2 separate regions of the Homo sapiens genome follow, and region 1 is linked to region 2. A link is a contact called in ENCODE Hi-C or POLR2A ChIA-PET data. All regions are on one chromosome and are shown on one strand. The core of a region is the stretch at or near the end of the contact, and the rest is flanking DNA. Distances in the headings are between cores, read along the strand shown.

Region 1 (7,046 bases), core at 679-3,178, 680 kb before region 2:
AGGACACCTAACTGGGAAAAGCTAAGCTAAAATTAGGCACCTGTCGCGTGGAGCAGAGAAGCAAGCGGAATGCCCAACACAGACTGGACTGGGGTTTGTGTCAGCCTGAATTCATTTTCATCCTTTGACCTGCTTTCACTTCTGACATATTTTCTCTAGAATCTACTGATGCAGGGATTCACCTTCCTGTGTATAAACTTTGGAGAAACATTGGCACTTTCCAGTTAGGTGGATCCCATGAGATCTTTGCTTCCTGGTCAGAGTAGCTCATTGTTTCAGCTAAAAATAGTTGTATTCTTTAGTTAATATAAATTCATTTCTAAACTAAATGCAAACTCATTTCCCCTTTCTGTGCCATGTGTCCTTCAGCCGAGGAACTGCGTACTCGCAAAATGACTGCCAGCTTGTTAAAGCGGGTTGATAGATCATTTTCCAATAAAAGGTATTACTGCCTTTCTTCTGAGATTTGGGCTTACAAAGTACACTCACTTCTTATTATACTGAGTTTGCTTTCTTGGAAGTCAAAGAATCTGATTAGAATTTGTTGTCAAATCCTGTGTTTTTAATTATTTAAAAATATAAACTTTCATTAAGTTTATTTTCAGAGAATTCGAGCCCCCTTCCCTTTTGTTAAACCACTTTTTTGATGCACGTGTGTAAAATTTCTTACACAGGTTGTGGAGAGAGTGTCATATTTTGTTTTTTACAATTATCTTGTGACTCACATTAAAAACTATGCTGTAGTAACACAACACTTGTCTGAAAGTGAGAAAGTTTAATGTCTAGACTCAGGCTGCCCTGCTTTCCATCTGGTGGGCTGGAGTCACTCCAGAGTGTCTCCCTTGCCTTCAGCTGCCCCTGCTGTTCGTGAGTGCTGGCAGCCATGGGTGGATAGCTCTTTGGATGTCACCTTAGCCTCACTGTGTCCTTTGTGACACATCTCTTGGGCAGCAGCATCCTTGAGATTTCAGTTTTACAGCTCTGCTCTAGATGGTTGAAGTTGCTTGGGAGAACCTTCAATTGAGTGAGGAAGCCCTTGTCTGGGTTGAATGATCTGCTTGTTTCTACAGATATTTTCCAGACAGGTGTGGAAACGAGAAGCTGCTTGGCCTTCTCTCTCCATACCGTGACCCTGGGGTGTCATTCTGTTGCAGAGCAGCCAGACACAGTCTCCAACGCCACCAAAGCCTCCGTCGCCAAGCTTCGAGCTGGGGCTGTCCAGCTTCCCTCCATTACCTGGAGCTGCCGGCAATTTGAAGACAGAGGACTTGTTTGAAAACAGGCTATCTAGCTTGATAATAGGACCATCCAAAGAAAGGGTAAGGGATATATTGCATGTCTAATAGTTGCCAACAGTGTCTAGGTACGGGTTCCGTGTCAGGCGCTTTGCTGAGCTCTTTATACATGTTTGTTTTTAATACTCAAGAGAGGCTTGGAGGCCACGTGATTGCAGAGGTCACACAGATTTGGAGTAAGGCCAGCCTTGAACCCAGGGCTGGGCCTTCTCCTTAACATTGCTGTCTGATGAAGTCAGAGGTAGAAACGTGTGCCATGATGTGCCGTACACACCCTTTCTCTCACCCAGAAACTTAGATTGCATTGTCATTGTTGTAGTTCAGACCTGCCTTTATTTTATAAAACAACAGAATGAAATGGAAACATCTGAATTGTATTGGAAATGATTAAAATGTGTAGTAATCTACATGAGACAAGGAGCAAGAAGCCTGGGAGAACCTCACTGTAGTGTCGGTAGCTTCTGGTGAGGTCTGGGCTGCCCCACGAGGTGCCGCCTCCACTGCAGTGAATATCATCCCAGGAGTCGTCCCGAGCTGCAGATGACAGAGGACACTCAGCCCAGCACTCTGGCCTCTAATGTGCTTAGGAGGTGGAAGTGGGACTTGGCCGGCTGCCACACCTGGCGTTGAAGGCTCTGGGAAGTACAGAGGAAGTTTTCTGCCCAGTTACCTACTGTGCATAGGAAGAGCCCAGGAAGAACCTGCTGAGCACTCCAGGTTGCCGGTGTCCCCTGTGCCAGGGGCCCTTTCCCCAGCTGTGCCCCAGAGTTACCACGTGTCTGTTCCACGCCACATGACCGTGCTGCTTGCTACCCCACCCAGGTCTGCAGAGTCAGTGTCTCTTCCACCCTGGGCTTTAGGGAAGGCCCCGCAGTAGATAGAACCATTCCTCACTTCCTAGGGCAGAATTTAAGGTGGATTTTGATGCAGTATCTTTACAATGAAAGCCAGGTGACGTGTCTAGTCCTTTTCATATTGGTAGATGGTCATGCTCCTGTTTGGAGATTGAGTACATTCCAGGATTGTCACATTAGCCTTAAATTTCCACACCGTCATTTCTAAGGTATTAGTGCCTTGAGAAGAAATGCAGTTTAAAGATCATGAATTCTAGTTTTCCAACTGTAGCCTACTCCCGTTGGTATTGAGTGGAGGAGAAGAGGCAGGTCTCCAACCCTGCTTCAGAAACAGCAGCTCCTGCTGTGCCCAGTTTGAGTCTTGTGTAAGGTTTCTCTTGAAGAAAGAATTGCTTCTTTGAAAAGCCTGACCCTGAGCCTTATGCCACCACCCAGGTGTAGTGGGCTCCATTGCTGCTTCTTGGGAGCTTCTTGAGTCAACAGCGTGGCCCTTGGGTTTCAAAGTGGGGTGGAGGCTCCAGAAATGATGGGGTTCAGCCCTTCCCCTGTTGACATGGAGCTCGTGATGGTCACTCTGACTTGCTTCATGACCTGCAGTTGTGGATCTGCATTTCATTTGCATTGGGACTGCACATATCCTGAATTAATTAGTTAATTTGTTTATTTAAGATAGAGTCTTGCTCTGTCACCCAGGCTGGAATGCAGTGGCACGACCTTGGCTCCCTGCAACCTCCGCCTCCTGGGTTCCAGTGATTCTCCTGCCTCGGCCTACCGAGTAGCTGGGACTACAGGCATGCACCACCACACCCGGCTAATTTTTGTATTATTAGTAGAGATGGGGTTTCACCATGTTGGCCAGGCTGGCCTCAAACCCCTGACCTCAGGTGATTCGTCCACCTCAGCCTCCCAAAATGCGGGGATTATAGGCGTGAGCCACCGTGCCCGGCCCCTACCCTGAATTTAAAATGAGCTTTTACAAAAGGAGTCCTTTGCCCTCTTGTTTCCACCAAGCTGGATTCCTGCTGGTCGAGCGCAGGAATTGCAGCGGATTCTGGTTCTCCAGCTGGAAGGGCTCTAGGTCTGTCGTCAGCCTTCATCTAAGGGCAGAAGTGTAAAGAGCACCTGCCCTCCTGCCTTTTTTAAGTTGCATGACAAGTGTATCATCACATGCCATATGTATAAGATCAAGCACACATGAAATAGCCCCTGCACAGGGGTCGCTGGCTGGAGTAAGGAGGGAGTAAGTTTCACTCCGTCCTTTGCTTCCTGGCCTTGGGCAAATTAACTTAGAGGTATTGGGCCTCAGTTTCCTCACCTGTTGAGATGGGGGCATTCGCACACCTGCTTCCTGGGGTTGTGAATTCAGGGAGGGCTGGGAGCTCACATTTATATGGGTGTGGAGGCGCCGATTGTTTTTTCTCAGCGGTGTGAATGAGTTGTGTTGGACTGTGTTAGGATTCGACACTCAGCAGATATGCATGTGGTGTTGTGCCGTGCCGTGCTGGGCCCAAAGTGCCAGGTGGGTGAGATGTGTTTGATGCCTGTTCAGTTAAGAAATAAGCTTGTAGATCATCATTGCGGGAGAGGAGATAAGGGCCTGTGATGTAAGAACAGTGGGGCATTTGCCGAGAAAGAGAAGGGTGGGCGATCTGTGGGGCAGAGGATAGTCCTGGGCTCTGTGACATTTTTGCTGGAGAAGACCCTCTTCCCCTATGTCCTTGTGCTGCTCTCCCAAGGCTGTTCACGGGTGGGGTGAACGGGCACTGGTACCAGCTCCGCTTAGTGCCGGCAGGACTCTGATGAACACTCTTGACCCTGTTTCAGACCCTCAGTGCAGACGCAAGCGTGAACACCCTTCCTGTAGTGGTCTCCAGAGAGCCCTCGGTGCCGGCTTCTTGTGCTGTATCAGCAACGTACGAGCGATCCCCCTCCCCAGCTCATTTACCCGAGTGAGTATTGGTGTTCTTCCAGCGCCTTGGTGTTGACTGACTTGAATGGCCTGTGATGTTGCATGAGATTCAAATATCGGGTGGCATTTTTACAGTGATCCCAAGGTGGCGGAGAAACAGAGGGAAACCCACAGTGTGGACAGACTTCCTTCCGCCCTCACTGCGACCGCGTGTAAATCGGTGCAGGTGAACGGAGCCGCCACGGTACGTACCTCGTGCCTGCCTTCCTGCACGACAGCCGCGAGGCTCTGGTGTGAACAGACGCTGCGCACTCCTGCACCTGCTCGTTTTTTAATCACATCTAATTTGGTGGGTTTTTATTTGCGTCTGTCTGTGTTGTGTTTTCTGTACAAAATACCTTTAATATTTGCTAATAATTTTCCACTAACTACTCTAGTTCTTTCTCAGACCACCATGTAGTCCTTTTATTTCAGTGTTGGTCAATAGAGGTTTCTTGAGTAGTAACAAGACCCCAGCTCCTGTTTCTCCATAGACTTTAGGATCATTTCAGCATTTCGCGCGTGTGTGTATGTTTGCGTGCGTGCGCGCGCATCGTGTGTCTGATGAAGAGACAGGAAGAGCAAGATGGTGGCCCCACCAGCCTCCAACCCCTGTGGGCCCAGCAGGCCTGAACCCCAGCGACTTCCTTTCTGCTGTTTTCCCTACTGGGTGAACTGTGGCCTCTCTTACTCTGAGTTGTGGCCTCTGTAGTTTGATCTTGGGGGAGCCTTTTCCTTGAATTTGGGAGTTTAATCCCTTACTGTCCCCTGGGCTGAGTCTAAAAAAGGATTTTTTATAGGTTAAAATTAATAATTTTAATAATAAATAATAATAATAATAAAAGAGGCCAGGTGCTGTGGCTCACGCCTGTAATCCCAGCACTTTGGGAGGCCGAGGTAGGCAGATCATGCGGTCAGGAGATCCAGACAGTCCTGAACAACATGGTGAAACCCTGTCTCTACTGAAAATACAAAAAATTAGCTGGGTTTGGTGGTGGGCACCTGTAGTCCCAGCTACTCAGGAGGCTGAGGCAGGAGAATCACTTGAACCCGGAAGGCAGAGGTTGCAGTGAGCTGAGATTGCACTGCTGCACTCCAGCCTGTGCGACAGAGTGAGACTGTGTCTCAAAAAAAAAAAAAAAAAAGTTATTAAGGGAAATATTTTACTTTTCTGTTATTTAGTCTTTATGCTTCCACTTACCTGAAAACCCTATTACACATTTCTTGAAGATTTTAGCTGTCTTCATCATTCTTAGATATTTCCAGTCCTTTGTAGTTTGAAATGTGCAAAACATTTTTATTTAAAGACTGTTTTTGGAGTTTGCCTTTCAGGGTTGAGTACCGTGTGAGGGTCCATTGCCCACCGTGGGCACCTGGGACACCCTTCTGTTGTCCTGAGCTGGCGGAGCCAGTGTGGGCAGCATCCGGACTCTTCCTAGGCTTCCGCATTGCCCAAGCAGGCATAGGGCTGGGTAGGGATGGTGTTGAGTCAGCACTCTTCTTCGTCATGCCTTTTCTAATTTTATCCATTACTACAGTAGCACAGAGGGAGTGTTCTGCTGCAGGGGAAACTAAATCATTAGATTTTATGAACTTTTTAAAAGTTAAAAACACTAGTGAAGATGGAAACTTAGTTACAGTTGAAAACTCTTTTATCTTAAGTGAACTTGATTTCCTGTCTTGTCCCTAGAGACACCATTTCACACAGGTAACCCAGGATTGTCTGTTTCCAGGAATTGCGAAAGCCCAGCTACGCAGAGATTTGTCAGAGAACGAGTAAAGAGCCTCCTTCTTCCCCATTGCAACCCCAAAAAGAACAAAAGCCAAACACTGTTGGTTGTGGGAAGGAGGAAAAGAAGCTGGCAGAGCCCGCAGAGAGATACCGGGAGCCCCCAGCCCTCAAGTCCACACCTGGAGCCCCCAGAGACCAGAGGCGGCCGGCGGGGGGCCGGCCCTCGCCCTCGGCCATGGGGAAGCGTCTCAGCCGAGAGCAGAGCACTCCCCCCAAGTCTCCTCAGTGAAAACCGTACGTCTGGGAGGGGTCGCAGAGCGCTGTGTTAACCACAAACGAGACACTCTCCCACTCAGTGCGAGGGCGAGCCGCTGGTTAGGAGCTTGCAGTGTCTGAGGCCTGTGGGATCCTCAAGTTGGTTTTCTTCTGTGAGTTGGATTCTCCCCCTCTTGAAAAAAAATCGATTTTTCAGGATTTAATTAATACAAACCTTATTTTAGGTTGGTGCTTAACTGGAGGTGATGCATAAGTCTGATTTTTTTTTCCAAGATAGAAAAAGCATTTATCCTAACAAATTGGTATTTTTTATTAAGCCTCCATGTGGCTCTGAATGCAAGCTATATATAGTGAGTTTTTCTAAATTAAGGGAACTCTGCTTTTTTTTTTTTTTTTTAAGTAACTGGTCTGTAAGTGCATATCTCTAGAACGTCCCCGCAGATGAATGAGGGCCAGTGGCCTTGGCAGAGGCAGGTGTGGCCTCGTAGAGGCAGTGCTGGCCGCGCCAGGGCATCAGTGCTGATGTGGGAGCTGTGCTTCCACCTAAGCCGTTGGTAGGGGACTGTGGCATTTAAGAATGTAGAGAGCGCATCCTTTTTGATCTCCTGGGCGGAGTGAACCTGCAGGGGCCACCCCAGAAACCTTGGTTCTGATGCACTGCAAGCAAGTAACCAGCTTCTCACTCCAGTTTCAAGTGGCTATTATGTAATATAAATTCAAAGCACATTGTGAATAGAACCTACATGAAAACATACACTTTGTTGCCCACTGACATGTTACCAGAAGTTGTACCATGATGTTGTTTTGACCCCTGTGAGCTGATGGCCCCGGCCCTGCTCTGTGCACATTTCTGTCCGTGTTCCCCAGCACTCTGGTTGGAGAGAGTCCACATCTTCAGCTCCGTGTGGACATCTCCCTGTACCTCTGCATCAGCACATGGA
Region 2 (7,526 bases), core at 879-3,378:
CATCCAACCATTAATTAAAATCAACCTCAAAAATCTGAAAACGTTGTGCACACCATAATTACTAAGCTAAAATTACTATATTTCTCAGTTTACAGGAAAACAAGTAAACATTTACTTTCTGCTTTTGGACAAACAGATTAAATTATTTTTAAGAATGTTCTTGCCTCCATATGACTCAGCTTACTGTGGGATGCAGAACACCTAAGTGAGGAGGACCAAGGGCTCTAGACCTCCCTAAAAACCCAACCTGCACCACTCCCTCCTACCAGCAGGGTCCTGAATGGGCCACCTGGGTATCTCCTCCAGGCTCACATTCTTGACACCAGATACCATGTACACACTGTATATGACCCAGGGTACTAGATACCCTGAATATGACAGTGGGTACTGTGTACACAGTACATATGACACTCGGTACTAGGTACACACTGCATCTGACACTGAGTACAGCTTATGTGACAAGGATAGTGCATGCATGGTGCATATGACATTGGGTACCATATATGCATGGCATATGACATTGGGTACTACCTACACACCATATATAACACTATGTAATGTATACATACTGTACATGCCACCAGATATATATACAAAACATAGATAACACCAGGTAGTGTATATACACTGTATATGACACCAGATACTATATACCTAACGTATATGACATTGAATACTGCATACACACCGCATATGGCAGCACGGTACCGTGCACATACTGCACAAAATACCGGGAACCGCGTAAGGGCTGTATATGACACTGGGTGCTGCATACACAGTGTGAAAGGATACTATGTACACACCATATATGACCCCAAGTACTGTGTGCACACAGTATATGACACCTGGTACTATACACACCGCATATATGACACCAGGTACTACATACACACTGTATGTGACAACAGGTAAGGTAAATATATTCAATACTATCCAGATACTACATACACTCGTATATAACATGGAGTACCACACGCACAGCTCATATGGCAGCAGGGTACCAGGCACCTACTGCACACAATACCGGGGGCTGAGTGCACAGCCTAAGCGAGGAAGATACATGTACACACCGTGTATGATAGCCGGTACGACACCGGGTACTTCGAGCACACTGCATATGACACAGAGTACACACCATATATAATCCCCGGTACTGCGTACCCACCGCATAGGACACCGCACTGCACAACGAGCACTGGTACACACGAATAAAACAGGTACGGCGGTCACTCTGCAAAAGACACCGGGCACGGCGCACACATCGCCAGCTCCTCCTCCTCCCGGCTCGGGAGAAAAGCGCGAGGAGAGACTGCAAGTGAAAGTCCGGGTCCCGGCGCCCCCCCTCGTCCCAGCCGCGTCCTCAGCAGCTTCTCCCCGGAGCTCTGGGTGGGAGGAGGGCGGCGGACCCCACAGGACTGTCCCGGAGGTCCGCGAGGACCTGTTGAGGCGGCGGCCTCGCTGCCGGGGTCGCTCACAGCCCCGGGGGACCGACGAATCTCCGCCCCGGGCCTCGGGGCCAGCCCTGCCCGCCGCTCCCGGGCTAGCACACGACGTGCCGCGCCGACAAACGCTTCCTCTCCGCCCGCCACACGCCCGGAGCCGCGTTCCCCGCCGGCCCGGACTGCGCACGGGCCCAGGAGGCCTGACCGAAAGCGGGGCACAGGGCCCGGCGGGCGGTGCTCACGCGACTCCGCGGCTTCCCGGCCCGAGCAGGCCCCGCGCGGTCCTCCGGGGCCTCATCCCGGGGCCTCTTCCGCGGCCGCCCAAGGCGAGTGGGCGCGGGCCGGCAGCCTCCGCAGGCCCCGCCGCCGCCCTCGCAGGCCCCGCCGGCCCGGCCCGCCCCGCCATCCACAAAGCTCCCCGGCAGCTCGGAGCTCTTCGCGAGCGGGCGAGCGACCGTCAGCACCCACTGGTGCCGCCGCCGCCCCAGAGGCCGCGGCCAGGCAGGCTCCACCGCGCGGGCCGCGCCATCTCCACGGACGCCCCCGCCCGCCCCGCCGCCCCGCCGCCGAGCTTTCCCCACCATTATGCTCCGGCTCCTCCACCGCCGCCGCCGCCGCGCCCGGCCCTCCCCTCCGGTGCCGCCTCCTTCCCGCCGCCCGGCGCCTCTCGGGCCTGAGCCGGCGACGGGCGCGGGGGGCGGGGGGGACGCTCAGGCCGCCTCCTCCTCCTCCCTGCCGGCCTCCTCCCTCCTCCCCGGCTCCCCCCCGCCCGGACCCCGCCGCCGGCTCCGCGCGAAGGGCTCCGGGCTCGAGGGGCGCCATGTTTGTAATACTCCACCTCAGAGAACGCCGCGGTCGCGCCTGAGCGAGGGAGGCTAGGCGGCCGGGTCGCCGCGTGCGGGGTGAGGGCCGGGAGGGCACCGCCGCCCGCACTTACTCGCGTCTTCCCCTGGCGCCGCGGGCCTGCGGGGCCGGAGCGGGCGGCGGGAAGTTGGGCGCCGCCGCCCGGGAAAGTTGGGTCCCCGCGAAGCCGCGGCAGCCGCTCACATGGCGATGCGCGCGGGGCGGCCGCTCGGCCCCACCGGCCCCTCGGCCCGCCCGCCCTCGGAGTTTATTGTGTCGGGTCGAGGCGCCCCGCGGCCGGGCCGCGCACTGGGGGCTCTAGCGGCTGGCGCCGGACTTGCGCGCGGCCGGCCCGGCTCGCGGCCGCCTCCCGCCCGGGGCCGGAGCCGTGCACGCGGCTCCTACCTTCCCCACGTCCTGTCTTCGGCGCCTCTATCCGAAATTTGTTGGAGCATATTCCTCTGTCTCCACACATGCACTCCGTATCCACACACACGTGAAGGCTACGTACGTGCAGGCGCGCTGGAGCCGGGAGCGGGCGCCGAGGCCGGGGCGCGAGGGGGCATTGTCAGGCGCCGCCGCAGCTCAGCCCCGGGTGGACCCGGTGCCTGCCCCTGGCTCGCGGGGTCCGGAACAGCGAAGTCTGAGAAGTACGAGTGCTTCTCTTAACAACATTGTTTAGGTAGTCTGAACAGCCCTTTACTCCTGTCATCAAAAAGAGCGGTAGGGATACGCTAAGTTCCCCGTTTCATCTCTGCGCAAACAGGACCGCGAAAAGAACAGGACCACCCATCAGCAGCCCTGCAAGAACACTGCAGATTTGCGCGAGAAGTAGGTTATCTTCTATGGAGAGGAATTCTAGACCTAATCAGAGACGATCCCTTAAGACTCTGGTTTAAGAAAGGTTCGGAGATAAGCATACTTTGATAGCGTTCACCTGTTTTCCCTGAGGACCTTTCGCCACTGGGAGTCGGGGAACACCTGTCAGTCAGAGTCCTCTGCTCTGAAATTCGGTGAGTACAGGACAGCAAGGTGTTTTCAGGGAGACCGCATTCTCATAACTTTTACTACAGTATAGTGTTATAATTGTTCTGGTTTATTATTAGTGTTGTTAATCTCTCATTGTGCCTGACTTCTAAATTAAACTTTATTATAGGCAGGTGTGTATAGGAGAAAACGTAGTGTAAGTAAGGTTCAGCACTACCCCGGGTTTCAGGTATCTATTGGCCGTCTTGGCACGTGTCCCCACCTGAAAAGTCATTAGGAAGAGACGGTTGTAGGAATTTGGGGATTCTGATAAAATATATCAATCTGCTTCTACAGCTGGTTTCTAAGACTGTTAGAATTTAGAAATGGGTGGTACTTGAATAGGTCTGTGATATACACTAGTCAAATAAACACAATCTTTCATGCTATTCACAGCCCTCAATCTGATACATCCCAGAGAGTTTTTGATTATCTCAAAGAACATCACAGAATAATTGTAATTCATTTTAAGAGTAAATATATATCGCTAAAAATTTAGTAGAGGGGTTAAAACGTGTCAGAAGAAAAGCAAGCCATGCCTGGTTTGAATGTTGGGCCAGGAATTCCAACAATGAAGAGCTTTCAGTGAGTCACCTTTTTAAACAGTCTGTTACTTCATCTGTAAAATAGAGGACTGCATGGTTCTGTGTATTTTAGAGAAGGCACTCGAGTAAGACAACATCGTATCAATAAAAGGAAGCTTACCTTTTAGGAAAGAAGTGGCAGCATAACTCCACATTTTTTTCCCAGTTATACTTTGTAGGGATCATTTAAAATTTTATACGCAGATACCATCTCTCATTCAACCTAATGTAAGTTAGATAACTTACCCTGATTTTCCTGTTGGTTTTGCCTAGAATTTAACCCTTGGCTCTATTTTCCAAGTAAGGTGGTATTTATCCACTAAGATGAATACGAATATCCCTCCCCACATAAAACGCAAAAGCCATGGATAATGTACAATAGAAGAAATAAAACTATTAATAAATACTGACAGCTATTCTAATTCACTAGTAATGACACATTCAAACAACGTAACATTGCTTTTCTTCAAAGGACAGAATTCTTTTCCAGTGATAATGCTACTGATGGTTAGCGAAATGAACGCTTATATACACTGCTGGCAGAAAATTGGGTTGATGTCAACTCTCTTGAAATGCATACCAAGAGGCCATTAAAACAGTTTGATTTATCTCATTTGCCCCTCAGCTGAATGAATGTGTGTGTGTGGGTCTGGGGACCAAAGGTTTGAGGTTTGGAGGAAGCCCAGAAGACCAGTAACTAATTGCTGTGCTAGTATCTTACATGACAAAGCTATACTGTTTATACAATTGAATACAGACAGATTTTTACTTCTTGATTCTCCTTTTTGCATTGGTGAGTTTCAAAGCGGGTGCCACTGAGCCCTGGGGCTTCTCAGAGCTGTCGGGGAGCTGTCTCTGCAGGACCAAGACGTGGGAATACTCCTCCCGCCCCCAATCAGACAGCACTGCTCTATTTTCTAGAATGAGTGTCCAGATCAGATTTCATTACCTGGCTATTGGGACAGTATAGTGTGTGTAAGGTAATAATTGCTCAAACTCATTTGACATGAGTTAGGGTTTAGTCTCATTATTTATTTTGTTAAATATTATCAGGAAATACTGTGGAAGAAAATGTTAACTGTAACTGTAATAAAGTGTGGACTGCTGCAGATGGCTGTGAGTGTAAACGTCACAGCACCTTCATTGGCCCATGGCCTCCAGAGCCGCTTCCTGCTGCGGGGCAGCCCTCAAAAATGTGTGTCTAGTGAGTGTCATCTCTTACACATGCTACAGCCCCCCATCCTCAGACCCCCAAGAAAGCAAGAGGATAAGAAACATTCAGTAAGAGACAGATGCTGAAGTGAGCAGTCATGATCTAGCCACTCCACAAGGTTAGTTCGTACTGCAAAGGGAGACTTTCTCAGAGACCAATAAAATATATATATATAAAATATATATATTATATTACATATTTTTTTTGAGCAGCAGCAAGATTTATTGTGAAGAGCGAAAGAACAAAGCTTCCACAGCGTGGAAGGGGACCCGAACGGGTTGCCCCAATGAAATATTTTCTAAGACTATACAATGTTCTTTGATTTCATTCCATGCCTTTCTGACTTCTGATAACAGTTTTCCGTAGTCTTTAGTATTAGATATTGATGTTTTGAATATGGTTGTGGTTTCTCCTTATCTTCTCCTCTATTAGATTAACATTCTGGCATATAAGTTACTATATAACAAGTTTATTAATGTTGCTTAAGGATTTCCAGTCACCTGTGGATGCTTTTAAAAATCATGTTTTTGAAACTAGAAAGCTGTGGTCCGAACTCTGTAACAGCAGTTACCATTCATTGATGCTGCCACCCTCTGTGGCTCAGACTGAAACTGCTACTATCCATATTTTAATTTTAAAAAACTTTCAGCCAGGAATAGTGGCTCACATCTATAACCCCAACACTTTGGGAGGCCAAGGCGGGAGGTACACTTGGGGCCAGGAGTTCGAGAACAGCCTGGGCAACATAACGAGGACGCATCTCTACAAAATTAAAAAAAAAAAATAGCCAGATGTGGTGGCTCACTCCTGTAGTCGCAGCTACTCGAGAAGCTGAGGGAGGAGGATGGCTTGAGCACAAGAGGTCAGGGCTGCAGTGAGCTATGATTGCATCCCTGCACTCCAGCCTGGACAACAGAGCAAGACGTTCTCCAGGAGAAACTGTCAGTATAAGAAATCCATTTCCATTGAAAGCCATGATTCTTCCAATACTTAAGTGGCAGCTTTTTACTACACAGCAACCGAGGAGCTGAGCTGACAGTGCTTGCCAGGCCTAGTTCCAGTGCCTGTGGGCCTTGAAACCCAGGCTCCGGGCATCTCTTCAGGGCTCCATAGCTGTGGCTTCTGAAATTCAGTTCCCCACTTCTGTCCATGAATGTACAGTATTTGTTAGAAGTAGGTCCTCCCATACTCAGGTTAATATGCTTCAAAACATTTAAGGAAAAGTAGGATCCTGTCTTTTCAAGGGCAACTCATCACACAAGATGAAAAACAGATGTTTGTGTATGTGTGTGCCTTCTTTCCTTCAAAATTGTGATTCTAACCTTTTCCCTGTCTCCCTGGTCCCTGTTTTCCTTTTTTTGAGATAGGGCTCACTCTGTCACCCAGGCTGGAGTGCAGTGGCACCATCTTGGCTCACTGTAACATCCACTCCTGGGCTCAAGCGATCCTCCCACCTCAGCCTCCCGAGCAGCTGGGACCACAGGTGCATGCCACCGTGCCCAGCTAATTTTGTATTTTTGGTAGAGATGGGGTTTCGCCATGTTGCTTACGCTGGTCTCGAACTCCTGAGCTCAAGTGATCTGCCCATCTTGGCTTCCCCAGTGCTGGAATTACAGGCGCGAGCCACCGTGCCCGGCCCCGACTCTCTTCTATAGCATGATGTAGAAGAATATGCACTAGTGCACCTGAGTCCAAATTCCAACTCACTGTGAGACATTCAAGTGATTTCACCTTTTTGAACCTTGGTTTCCCTGTTTTTCAGGAGTATGATTTTCTAACATCAGATTGCTTGGATTAGAGTCCTAACTCCACCATTCTCTAGCTATTGACCTTGGACAAGTTATTTACCAATTTATGTCTCATTTTCCTCATCTGTGAAATGGGAATAATATACGATTTCATAGTGGTCATTGAGAGGATTAAATGAGAAAATGCATGTAAAATTATAATACTGCCTGCTTGGAATAACTTCAGTATTAGTGGCTACAATTATTATTATCTGTAAAATGGTAATGATGAATATTAAACGGGCCAAATATTGTGAAATGCCTGACACAAAAGGAGCTCCCCTTCTACCACGTCCCGTAGTCGAGCACACAGCACAACAAAGCGAAGACACCTAAGGACACAAGAATGTACCTGATTAATTGCAGGTGCATCTCCAGTTCCTCATTGCTCCCCACAGACCCAGCAGCCCAACCCAGGCTGGATCCTGGGGATTTCCTCCTGGCTTTTGATCTTTAGCTCCAGATGAATTGCCATTACCTGGAACAGAAGAAACAATTTCAGCCTGTGTTGACTCTCTTAGGTTTTTTGTTTGTTTGTTTGTTGTTTGTTTTTCAGAACTGCAGTTCCAGCAGCCACTTCCCCAGACTCTGCTTCTGACTAGTTATGTAACTTTTGGCACGTAGCAACCTC

The links. Hi-C counts contacts between places; a loop is a spot of excess contacts on that map. ChIA-PET counts read pairs that join two places held with the same protein, here RNA polymerase II (POLR2A). Pooled maps may share reads with other maps.
Region 1: a pooled map shows a loop between it and region 2 (2.6-fold over the local background). The contact joins the enhancer-like site here to the promoter of ZMYND11 in region 2. A Hi-C loop is called at or near these places in 1 of 50 pooled maps. POLR2A ChIA-PET finds 5 or more read pairs at or near these places in 2 of 52 experiments (B cell and MCF 10A).

What each region holds. Positions count from the first base shown.
Region 1 is chr10:811,998-819,043 of GRCh38, reverse strand. LARP4B (La ribonucleoprotein 4B) reads left to right here. Exons shown (of 18, transcript NM_015155.3): 15 at 1,155-1,319; 16 at 3,974-4,098; 17 at 4,194-4,302; 18 at 5,831-7,046. The coding sequence ends at 6,118. Among named protein-coding and RNA genes, the nearest start is that of LARP4B, 120 kb to the left of the region's middle. RefSeq lists enhancers at 3,831-4,331, 4,332-4,832. Within about 2 kb of position 1,928, at least 8 of the 41 ENCODE cell types and tissues checked have a DNase peak (open chromatin) inside an H3K27ac peak, as active enhancers do.
Region 2 is chr10:130,057-137,582 of GRCh38, reverse strand. ZMYND11 (zinc finger MYND-type containing 11) reads right to left here and starts at 2,128. Exons shown (of 15, transcript NM_001370100.5): 1 at 2,024-2,128. RefSeq lists silencers at 2,701-2,879, 1,327-2,886.